Regions from separate parts of the Homo sapiens genome. Here region 1 is linked to region 2. Evidence: read pairs that join two places in POLR2A ChIA-PET (ENCODE). Cell type or tissue: A673. All regions are shown on one strand.

Region 1 (5,000 bases), 110 kb after region 2:
TCACAAGCATTCTTATACACCAACAACAGACAAACAGAGAGCCAAATCATGAGTGAACTCCCATTCACAATTGCTTCAAAGAGAATAAAATACCTAGGAATCCAACTTACAAGGGATGTGAAGGACCTCTTCAAGGAGAACTACAAACCACTGCTCAATGAAATAAAAAAGGACACAAACAAATGGAAGAACATTCCATGCTCATGGATAGGAAGAATCAATATCGTGAAAATGGCCATACTGCCCAAGGTAATTTACAGATTCAATGCCATCCCCATCAAGCTACCAATGACTTTCTTCACAGAATTGGAAAAAACTACTTTAAAGTTCATATGGAACCAAAAAAGAGCCCGCATCGCCAAGTCAACCCTAAGCCAAAAGAACAAAGCTGGAGGCATCACACTACCTGACTTCAAACTATACTACAAGGCTACAGTAACCAAAACAGCATGGTACTGGTACCAAAACAGAGATATAGATCAATGGAACAGAACAGAGCCCTCAGAAATAATGCCGCATACCTACAACTATCTGATCTTTGACAAACCTGAGAAAAACAAGCAATGGGGAAAGGATTCCCTATTTAATAAATGGTGCTGGGAAAACTGGCTAGCCATATGTAGAAAGCTGAAACTGGATCCCTTCCTTACACCTTATACAAAAATCAATTCAAGATGGATTAAAGATTTAAACGTTAGACCTAAAACCATAAAAACCCTAGAAGAAAACCTAGGCATTACCATTCAGGACATAGGCATGGGCAAGGACTTCATGTCCAAAACACCAAAAGCAATGGCAACAAAAGGCAAAATTGACAAATGGGATCTAATTAAACTAAAGAGCTTCTGCACAGCAAAAGAAACTACCATCAGAGTGAACAGGCAACCTACAAAATGGGAGAAAATTTTCGCAACCTACTCATCTGACAAAGGGCTAATATCCAGAATCTACAATGAACTCAAACAAATTTACAAGAAAAAAACAAACAACCCCATCAAAAAGTGGGCGAAGGACATGAACAGACACTTCTCAAAAGAAGACATTTATGCAGCCAAAAAACACATGAAAAAATGCTCATCATCACTGGCCATCAGAGAAATGCAAATCAAAACCACTATGAGATATCATCTCACACCAGTTAGAATGGCAATCATTAAAAAGTCAGGAAACAACAGGTGCTGGAGAGGATGTGGAGAAATAGGAACACTTTTACACTGTTGGTGGGACTGTAAACTGGTTCAACCATTGTGGAAGTCAGTGTGGCGATTCCTCAGGGATCTAGAACTAGAAATACCATTTGACCCAGCCATCCCATTACTGGGTATATACCCAAATGACTATAAATCATGCTGCTATAAAGACACATGCACACGTATGTTTATTGCCGCATTATTCACAATAGCAAAGACTTGGAACCAACCCAAATGTCCAACAATGATAGACTGGATTAAGAAAATGTGGCACATATACACCATGGAATACTATGCAGCCATAAAAAATGATGAGTTCATGTCCTTTGTAGGGACATGGATGAAATTGGAAATCATCATTCTCAGTAAACTATCGCAAGAACAAAAAACCAAACACCGCATATTCTCACTCATAGGTGGGAATTGAACAATGAGATCACATGGACACATGAAGGGGAATATCACACTCTGGGGACTGTGGTGGGGTGGGGGGAGCGGGGAGGGATAGCATTGGGAGATATACCTAAGGCTAGATGACGAGTTAGTGGGTGCAGTGCACCAGCATGGCACATGTATACATATGTAACTAACCTGCACAATGTGCACATGTACCCTAAAACTTAAAGTATAATAAAAAAAAAAAAGAAAGAAAAAAAAAAAAAGAATACCACAAAAATAAAACAAACAAAATGTACAAAAAACATAAAAGCTGCCCCAGAAAAGGTCTAGTATATTTTCTAACAACAACGAAAAAGTCTAAGTTCTATTCTGACTTGAGTAAAAAAGGTTTAAGATTTCACACTGAAGACATTTACTACTTAACCCCCAATGCCCCGGAAATAAATCTTTTAATAAGAATTAACTAATGTTTTAATTAAAAAAAAAAAAAAAAAAAGGAAGGCCGGCACGCTGGCTCATGCCTGTAGTCCCAGCACTTTGGGAGGCCGATGCAGGGGAGTTACCTGAGGTGAGGAGTTCGAGACCAGCCTGGCCAACATGGTGAAACCCCGTCTCTACTAAAAACCCAAAAACTAGTCAGACGTGGTAGTGGGCGCCTGTAATCCCAGCTACTCAGGAGGCTGAGGCAGGAGAATCGCTTGAACCCCGGAGGCAGAGGTTGCAGTGAGCCAAGATGGCGCCATTGCACTCCAGCCTGAGAAACAAGAGCAAACCTGTCTCCAAAAAAAAAAAAAAAAAGGCCGGGCACGGTGGCTCACACCTGTAATCCCAGCACTTTGGGAGGCCGAGGCGGGCAGATCACGAGGTCAGGAGATCGAGACCATCCTGGCTAACACGGTGAAACCCCGTCTCCAGTAAAAAATACAAAAAAATTAGCCGGGCGCGGTGGCGGGCGCCTGTAGTCCCAGCTACTAGAGAGGCTGAGGCAGGAGAATGGCAGAAACCCGGGAGGCGGAGTTTACAGTGAGCAGAGATCGCGCCACTGCACTCCAGCCTGGGAGACACAGCGAGACTCCATATCGGGAAAAAAAAAAAAAAAAAAGCAATGAATGTTCATTAGCTTTTTTATAAAAGTGAAAAATTAGAAACAGGCTAAACGTCCATCCAATGGGAATATATGAAAAAATGTATACAGCTATTAAAAGAATGAGAGAAGTTTATATATCCTTACATGGAATGATCGAAGACATGCTGTTAAGTTTAAAATAAAAAGGCACAAACACACAAAGTATTACTATTTATGTTAAGACAACCAAAAAAATGTATGTCACATACATACATATTTATGCACTTACATGCATACCAAAGGATTAAAAGTATGCAACTAACAGTGACCTCTGGGCATTATTCTGCATAATTTTGTGTTATTTGACGATTTCTGTGAGACCATATTTATATATTTCTTGTGTAACTTATAGATCCCAAGAAAAGCAAGCTAATAAACGCACTAGGTTAAAACTGAGTAAAAATAAGTTTTAAAAAGCACTTTATACTTTACAAAAATCCTTTAACATATTACTTAACTTGATCCCCACAATAAGCTTTAGAAATTACAGTAGTGTCCTTACTTTTAAAGAGAGAACAGACTCAAGTAGTTATTAATCCACAGTTAATAAATGCAGAGCCACACGCCTGTAATCCCAGCACTTTGGGAGGCCGAGGCGGGTGGATCACGAGATCAGGAGATGGATACCATCTTGGCTAACACAGTGAAACCCATCTCTGCTAAAAATACAAAAACAAAATTAGCCAGGCATGGTGGCGGGCGCCTGTAGTCCCAGCTACTCGAGAGGCTGAGGCAGGAGAATGGTGTGAACCCAGGAGACGGAGTTTGCAGTGAGAGATCACGCCACTGCACTCCAGCCTGGGCGTCAGAGCGAGCTCCATCTCAAAAATAAAATAAAATAATAAATGCAGAGCCAAAACAGAAACATGGTCCCAACTCTAAATTCAATGTTTATACTACAGCACCTCCAAAAACTGAAAACACTGGCATCTATACCAAGGCATTCTCTCTCTCTGCAGTGCTTCTGGTTCCTGTGAAAGTTCAAAGTGCAGAGGAAAAGGCAGTAGAATAGGAGTCAAAAGACCTGGATTCTAGTCTTGACTACACCACCACTAAGACTTCATGATAAGTCAAACTCCACAACAGTAATTATCTGTAGCTGCACAACAGATTCAACAGTGATGCTTTTAAAAAATACTAACTACCCAGGCCTGACCTCTAGAGATTAAGACTTAATTGGTCTGGGCTATCAGGACTTCTATTAAAAGCTCCCCAGGTTATTCAAGAACCACAGCTTTAAGACTTAGTAGCCTTGGCCAGGCACAGTGGCTCATGCCTGTAATCCCAGCACTTTGGAAGGCAGAGGCAGGAGGACGGCTTGAGCCCAAGAGTTCAAGACCAGCCTGGGCAAGATGGCAAAACCCCATCTCTTAAAAAAAAAAAAAAATTAACCAGGCATGTTGGCAGACAACTGTAGTCCCAGCTACTCAGGAGGCTGAGGTAGGAGGATGGCTTGAGCCAGGGAGGTAGAGGTTGCAGTGAGCCAAGATCTCAGCACTGCACGACAGCCTGGGTGACAGAGCCAGACCCTGCTAAAAAAAAAAAAAAATACTTAATAGCCTTGCCTGATAAAAATAAAAAATGTTAAAAACCATGTGTGCTACATACTTCACATAGTTGAAGGAAGAATGCAATAATATATAAACAACAAAATGCCTTAGAAATGCAAAGGAATTATTATTTATTAATTTAAACATGTACTAAACTTGTATGCTCCACTGGGATAGAGAGAAGCTGAGAAACTACCATGTCATCAAACAACTACTGAGCAGTGAGAAAAGGCACACAGACGACACAAAGGCAGTCATGACTAATAACCTCAGGGTCTCAAAGTGCCTACGGGCAATAGTGGAAAGAGGGCTTTGAAAAGGCCGTGCAGAGGAGACTCTTGAGCTAGATTTTGGCATTATCGACAGTGGGGCACAGCATAGGTAGGCAAGTAATTCAAGATGTTCTAGGCCCAGCAGGGTGGCTCATGCCTGTAATGGGATGAGCTGGGGCACTTTGGGAGGCTGAGGCAGGAGGATTGCTTGAGCCCAGGAGTTCAAGACTAGCCTGTGCAACATGTGAGACCCTGTTTCTACAAAAAAATAAATTAGCCAGGCATGTGATGTGGTCCCAGCTACTCAGCAGGCTGAGATGGGAGGATGGCTTGAGCCCAAAAGGTCAAGGCTGCAGTGAGCCGTGATCGCACTACTACACTCCAGCCTGGGCAACAAGAAAAAAAAAAATTGGCCTAGCATGGTGGCTCATGCCTGTAATCCCAGCACTTTGGGAAGCTAAGG
Region 2 (5,000 bases):
AAATATTTTTAGAGATACCACAAAACCATTTCTTTCCAAAGTTAACTGTTCAGCCACAAAAATATGACTGTTTAACAGCAAGAACGCTAATGTTCAACAGAGCCCAACAGTTCTTGCCATTTGGCTTCTGGCTTTTGAGACACTGATGTTACAAAGCAGGTGAAACATCCGGGAAACAGATGCATGAACTCGGAGTCATCCAAAATTTGTCCACTACAATCCAGGCCCATCTCTACCCCACCGGGTTATACATACCTCCTTCATTTCCTCAACAGGAAGCACCCAATACACATACAGTTTGTTTTAAAACTTGAAGAGTGTGTATACAAAAGGAAAAGGTCACAGAAACCAGTTTCAGCAGGAGCATCTGCACTGTGTCATCAAGACCACCACAACTGCGGTGCCTCTACAACGTGCCCAAATATGACCTACCTCACTGTAAACCTCCTGCTAGAAATGATGCTTTCCTCAATGGAGTAAATGAAAGTGAGGAACAGCTCTCAATTACACTGTTAAACAAAAATGATCCAGCCTTGGTTCAAAATGCTATGATAAAATAATTTCTTAACACTGCACTCTTTCTGTCCAAATACTATTAGTCTTCCACTGGAGGCATTTTAGCCTTTTTCAAGGAAACACAATAATAACCATTAAAAGGGCAATTTGGATGTTGCCCTCATTCCACTTTCACTGACTGCGCCTTCCCTTTTTCAGCTGTGTCCTATGTACATAGCTCTGGCCATTCAATTCATAAAATAACCACAAATGTGTTACATTGGAAGACATTTTGAAAGCAGAATTTTTGTTTTAATGGAGAAGCTACGGATAATTTTTTTCTTTCTAATTTTCTCTATTTTTCAAATGTTCCCAATATTGAAACATCAAGATAGGTGAAGAATTCCCTTTCCTCTACTCCTGACATAATTTGCCAAAAATTATGACAGTGACTTGTATTGGTTTTCAAATACAAGGAAAAATCCTACTGTTTGAAGGTATTACCTAATCCCCCACCACCATCATCACAAAGAGGAGGAGGGGGAAAGATACACTAAACTTTCCAACAACATTGTTCTCACCAATTAATAAAAAAAAATCAGTTACAAACATAAGGAAAGTCTGGTTATTTCTAAATGGGAGAGACTGCTTCTTGATGTGTTTAGCTTGCTGGAGAACAGTATGCAGGAACAGATAAGCTTTTAACAAACCTGCTTTTATTACAATATTTCAAGCCTGAAGTATATGCTATAGCATTCTTTAAAGACTGGTACTTCTTGGTGTTCTGTCAGACATGTACTTAAAAATAATCACCTGGTTACACATGACCAAACCTTGGCTCACATGCACAAGGAACACTGTTTTTTATTACATGTCAACAATAAACAGGGATGTCAAGTGACACCTTCACAGCAGTGCTTTCCCTTCTGTTGCCTAAGATGCTATTATTTCTATTAGTCTGAGTGGCCAGCAAAGACATTCTACATTCAAAAGAAAATTGACAGTCAGAATTTCACACATGCACACACACCTACACACACAAAATGTTCTTAAGAAAACTCATTCATTTTACACGATTTACAGCCTGAAATTTAAGGGTTTTTTTTCAGGCTGGAATATATTAGCAATGCCTACTGGCAAAAATGCAAGTTAGAAAATCAGAATTAAGAATCAACTATAAATAGCCAAATGAAGAGAGGAAAAACTGGAAGCTATTATGTGAAGCCCGAAGATACCAATCAGGGGAGGGATTCTGATGGGTCCTACGTACTGATAGGAGGGACTGATGAGCAGTGTGGTGCACAGCAGAGATGTCCTCACCTGAACAATGACAGGGCTGAACTGAGATTACTCCACAAATCCCTCACAACTAAATAATTCCCATTCTATAATTTTGGCACAAGATTGAGACCTTTTTATATTGTGATCTCCTTATAGGCTTTGTCTTCTTTATCACCCTGGCATGGTGCCTGGACCTAAGAGATACTCAAACAGCTGCAGAATAGAATGAATTAGAAAAGAAAGTCAATTACTTGCAAAGGACTGTATCTCCCAGTGGGCATTATCCACTGGTCCACTGAAGCACTCAGCACACTCCCAGTTGGCCAACAGCAGAATCACCGTCAGTTTGGAGGATTTTTGTAAGTGCCTGACAATTCCATGTAAAATAACTAAATTTTCTTAGACAAAATTCACTTTCCAGCTAACTTCATAGTTGATCATAGCTTGTACTGGGAGAAGTCTCAGCTCTGCCAACTATTTACGGCTCATTTTTATTTGCATTATCTACGTTACCTTCAACCCATAATTCTCTGTAGGAATCTTTATAAGCCAAGTGTCAATTTTGCAGCTGTTGCTTTAATTAAAACTGGTTAACATAATCTGTAAGTCTGATGAGTAAATGTAGCATGTCACAACAGGCTGAAAGCAAACAAGGGAATGCAGGACCCTTTGCACTATGGAAGTTCCACATAATCCCAGGATAGCTGCATTCAAAATAGGACACTTGTCATCTGACAGATGACATGAGCAAGGTTCCCAGTTTCAATCAAATATTAAATATTAGTACATTTTAGCTTATTTCTTAGAACAGCTTAATGACAGCTCTAATATTTTCTTCCTGTCCTTCAGCAAATGCACTTATTTGGAAAACATAGTTCTAGACTCCTTCTGAGAACATTTCTGTTCTCAAGTTATTTTTCTCCCATCACTTTGACCACATCACCCAAATCCTTCCTCAGCATTTTTAAAGTACCATTATATAAAAGAGAAAGCCCAGAATGATCTTCCTGTTTCGAAGACAGACTTACATCTCATCCAGTTTAACCTTTTATTTTCTATCCATGAGTAGTTCCACATATAGGATTTTTAAGGCAGATCCCCACTACTCCTCCTTTTCGCACCTAACTTTACAGAAGAAAAAACCAAAGAACAGTGCTAGAAATGAAAAGACCAATAAATTTGAATCAGAAAATCTGGGCTCAAATTCTGCCAGTACTAGCTGTGTAAAAAGGGATGGGGGAACAAACCTTTCTGAAACTATTTCTAAACTCAGGAAAATTCCACTTTGTTCCACTGTCTTGGTTATTATAAAGAGTAATAACTATTATAAATGATGAATAATGATTATGAAGATTAAAAGTAATTTTATTTCTAGACTTACAGTTATATATTATGTTATAATTATTGTACAGATAAAAGCAATTTTATTTTTATATGTACCTTTAATTAAATAAAGGTAATCTTGTTTATATCTTATTACACTTACATATGAAAGCTGAAAGTAATGTGTACTGTTTTCATTCATGGTCTCTCTTAGTCATTCTATGAAGCACCAACACTCAACAGCAACCAAATTTAAAAAGCCTCTCTTTAAAGTTTCATGTTATCCATTATTATAATATAATTATCATGTAATTAGAGAAATAACACCCATTTTAAGTGGAAAATTAAGCCAGGTGCTGTGGCTAACGCCTATAGTCCCAGCTACTCAGAAAGCTAAGGTGGGACGATCATTTGAGCCCAGGAGTGTGAGGCTTCCGTGAGCTATGATCACACTACTGCACTCCAGCCTGGGTGACCAAGTAAGACCCTGCTTTTTTTTTTTTTTTTTTAAGTTTTCATAGAATAAAGTCCCAGAAGTAATATTAGCAAGATAACCATTTTTAGGGCTCTTGGCACATACTAGATGATTATTTTTTACAAAGTTCACATAGTAAAAACTCACTTAACCAAGATAATAGGAAACTTGGTTTGGAAACTGAGAAACACTATATATCTCAGACATTTTATTTAAACTGAACATGTTATACATTCATTAACCAACTTTGTAATGTAAGGACAAGGCCTTTTGTAAGAATAATCAGTCTCCTGAATGACTGTTAGTCTAGTCATTCTTATACAAACCACCCAAAAAAGCATCATGACAACTTTCAATTTCCCTTTTTATTAGAGTATAGCACAAACTCAAAGCTCTCAAGAAGCAATCTGAGAATGCTTAGAGTAGTTTAATTATTTCCCCCCAATCTTTTATAGTCATCATGACCACACGTAACATATTATAACAGCAGCTTTGAGTTTGTGGTTTTTTGGATTTTTTTTTTTTTTGAGGCTTGCCTTTGGAAGCTTTCCAAAGTATTTAACATATTTTTGTAGAAAAATAATACTGATTTAATCAGATAACATAACATTTTAATTACGCAATTACAACAAGTCCTACTGACCAAAACAGGGTTTGCTACAAACAAAACTGACTCTTGATCAATATTCAAGTCAACCAGCTGACACAGAAGGACATGAGAGTCTAGACGGAGGCTGCCTGACCCAAAGCAGTGAGGGTGGTGGGCATCCATGCACTTCGCAGGAGGAGGTGGTCCCTGAAGAGTGCTCTCATCTCTCAGCACCTGGCACTTAGCATTATTTTAAAAGATATTTATTAACCCTTACGTGTATGAAGGTACGATACAAACACAAGAGGCCCTGAACTGCTTCTACCTTCCTCCTCTACCCAACCTCCAAATGTTGGGCCCCAGGGCTTGGAGTCAGGTAGGCCTGGTCTCTAGCACTCCTATCTTTTCTATCTAAATTCAATAATTAGCTGACCTCACCCAGTCCCAAAGATTTAAATGCCATCCAGAGACTGAAGACTTTGAAATGTAAAACTCTAGATAACATCTCTCCCAAGCACGTCAAACTTAACAGAATGTGGATCATCCAACTCCCAACCTGTTCTGTCCACCAGACCAATAACCACTACTACCATCCACACAGCCACTCAGGCCAAATGAGTAAGTTGTCCTTGGCTTTCCCATTTGTAACTCCATATCCAATCTAACAGTAATTCCTGTCACCTCTCTCTGTTTGTTTCCCTGTCTTCTGTCCTTAAAATGTAAGCATCTAGAGGGAAAGGACCCTGTCTTGTTCGAGGATGTGCCTCCAGCCCCCAAGGCAGTCCCTGACACACAGCAAGTCCTTAACTCACACTTTTTTCCCCCAAGACAGAGTCT

The links. Peaks named below come from ENCODE experiments on the same cell type or tissue, not always from the same donor. Only the 100,000 strongest peaks of a DNase experiment are listed, where the experiment ranks them.
Region 1: POLR2A ChIA-PET joins it to region 2 with 6 read pairs; 2 of 35 experiments call an interaction of 5 or more read pairs at or near these places.

What each region holds. Positions count from the first base shown.
Region 1 is chr14:71,364,995-71,369,994 of GRCh38, reverse strand. The region is part of intron 2 of SIPA1L1 (signal induced proliferation associated 1 like 1); the gene reads right to left. Among named protein-coding and RNA genes, the nearest start is that of SNORD56B, 31 kb to the left of the region's middle. In A673, no CTCF peak of the experiment used is centred here; no DNase peak of the experiment used is centred here.
Region 2 is chr14:71,471,457-71,476,456 of GRCh38, reverse strand. All of the region lies in intron 2 of SIPA1L1 (signal induced proliferation associated 1 like 1), which reads right to left. Among named protein-coding and RNA genes, the nearest start is that of SNORD56B, 76 kb to the right of the region's middle. In A673, no CTCF peak of the experiment used is centred here; a DNase peak (open chromatin) is centred at 1,956; H3K4me3 peaks cover 660 bases.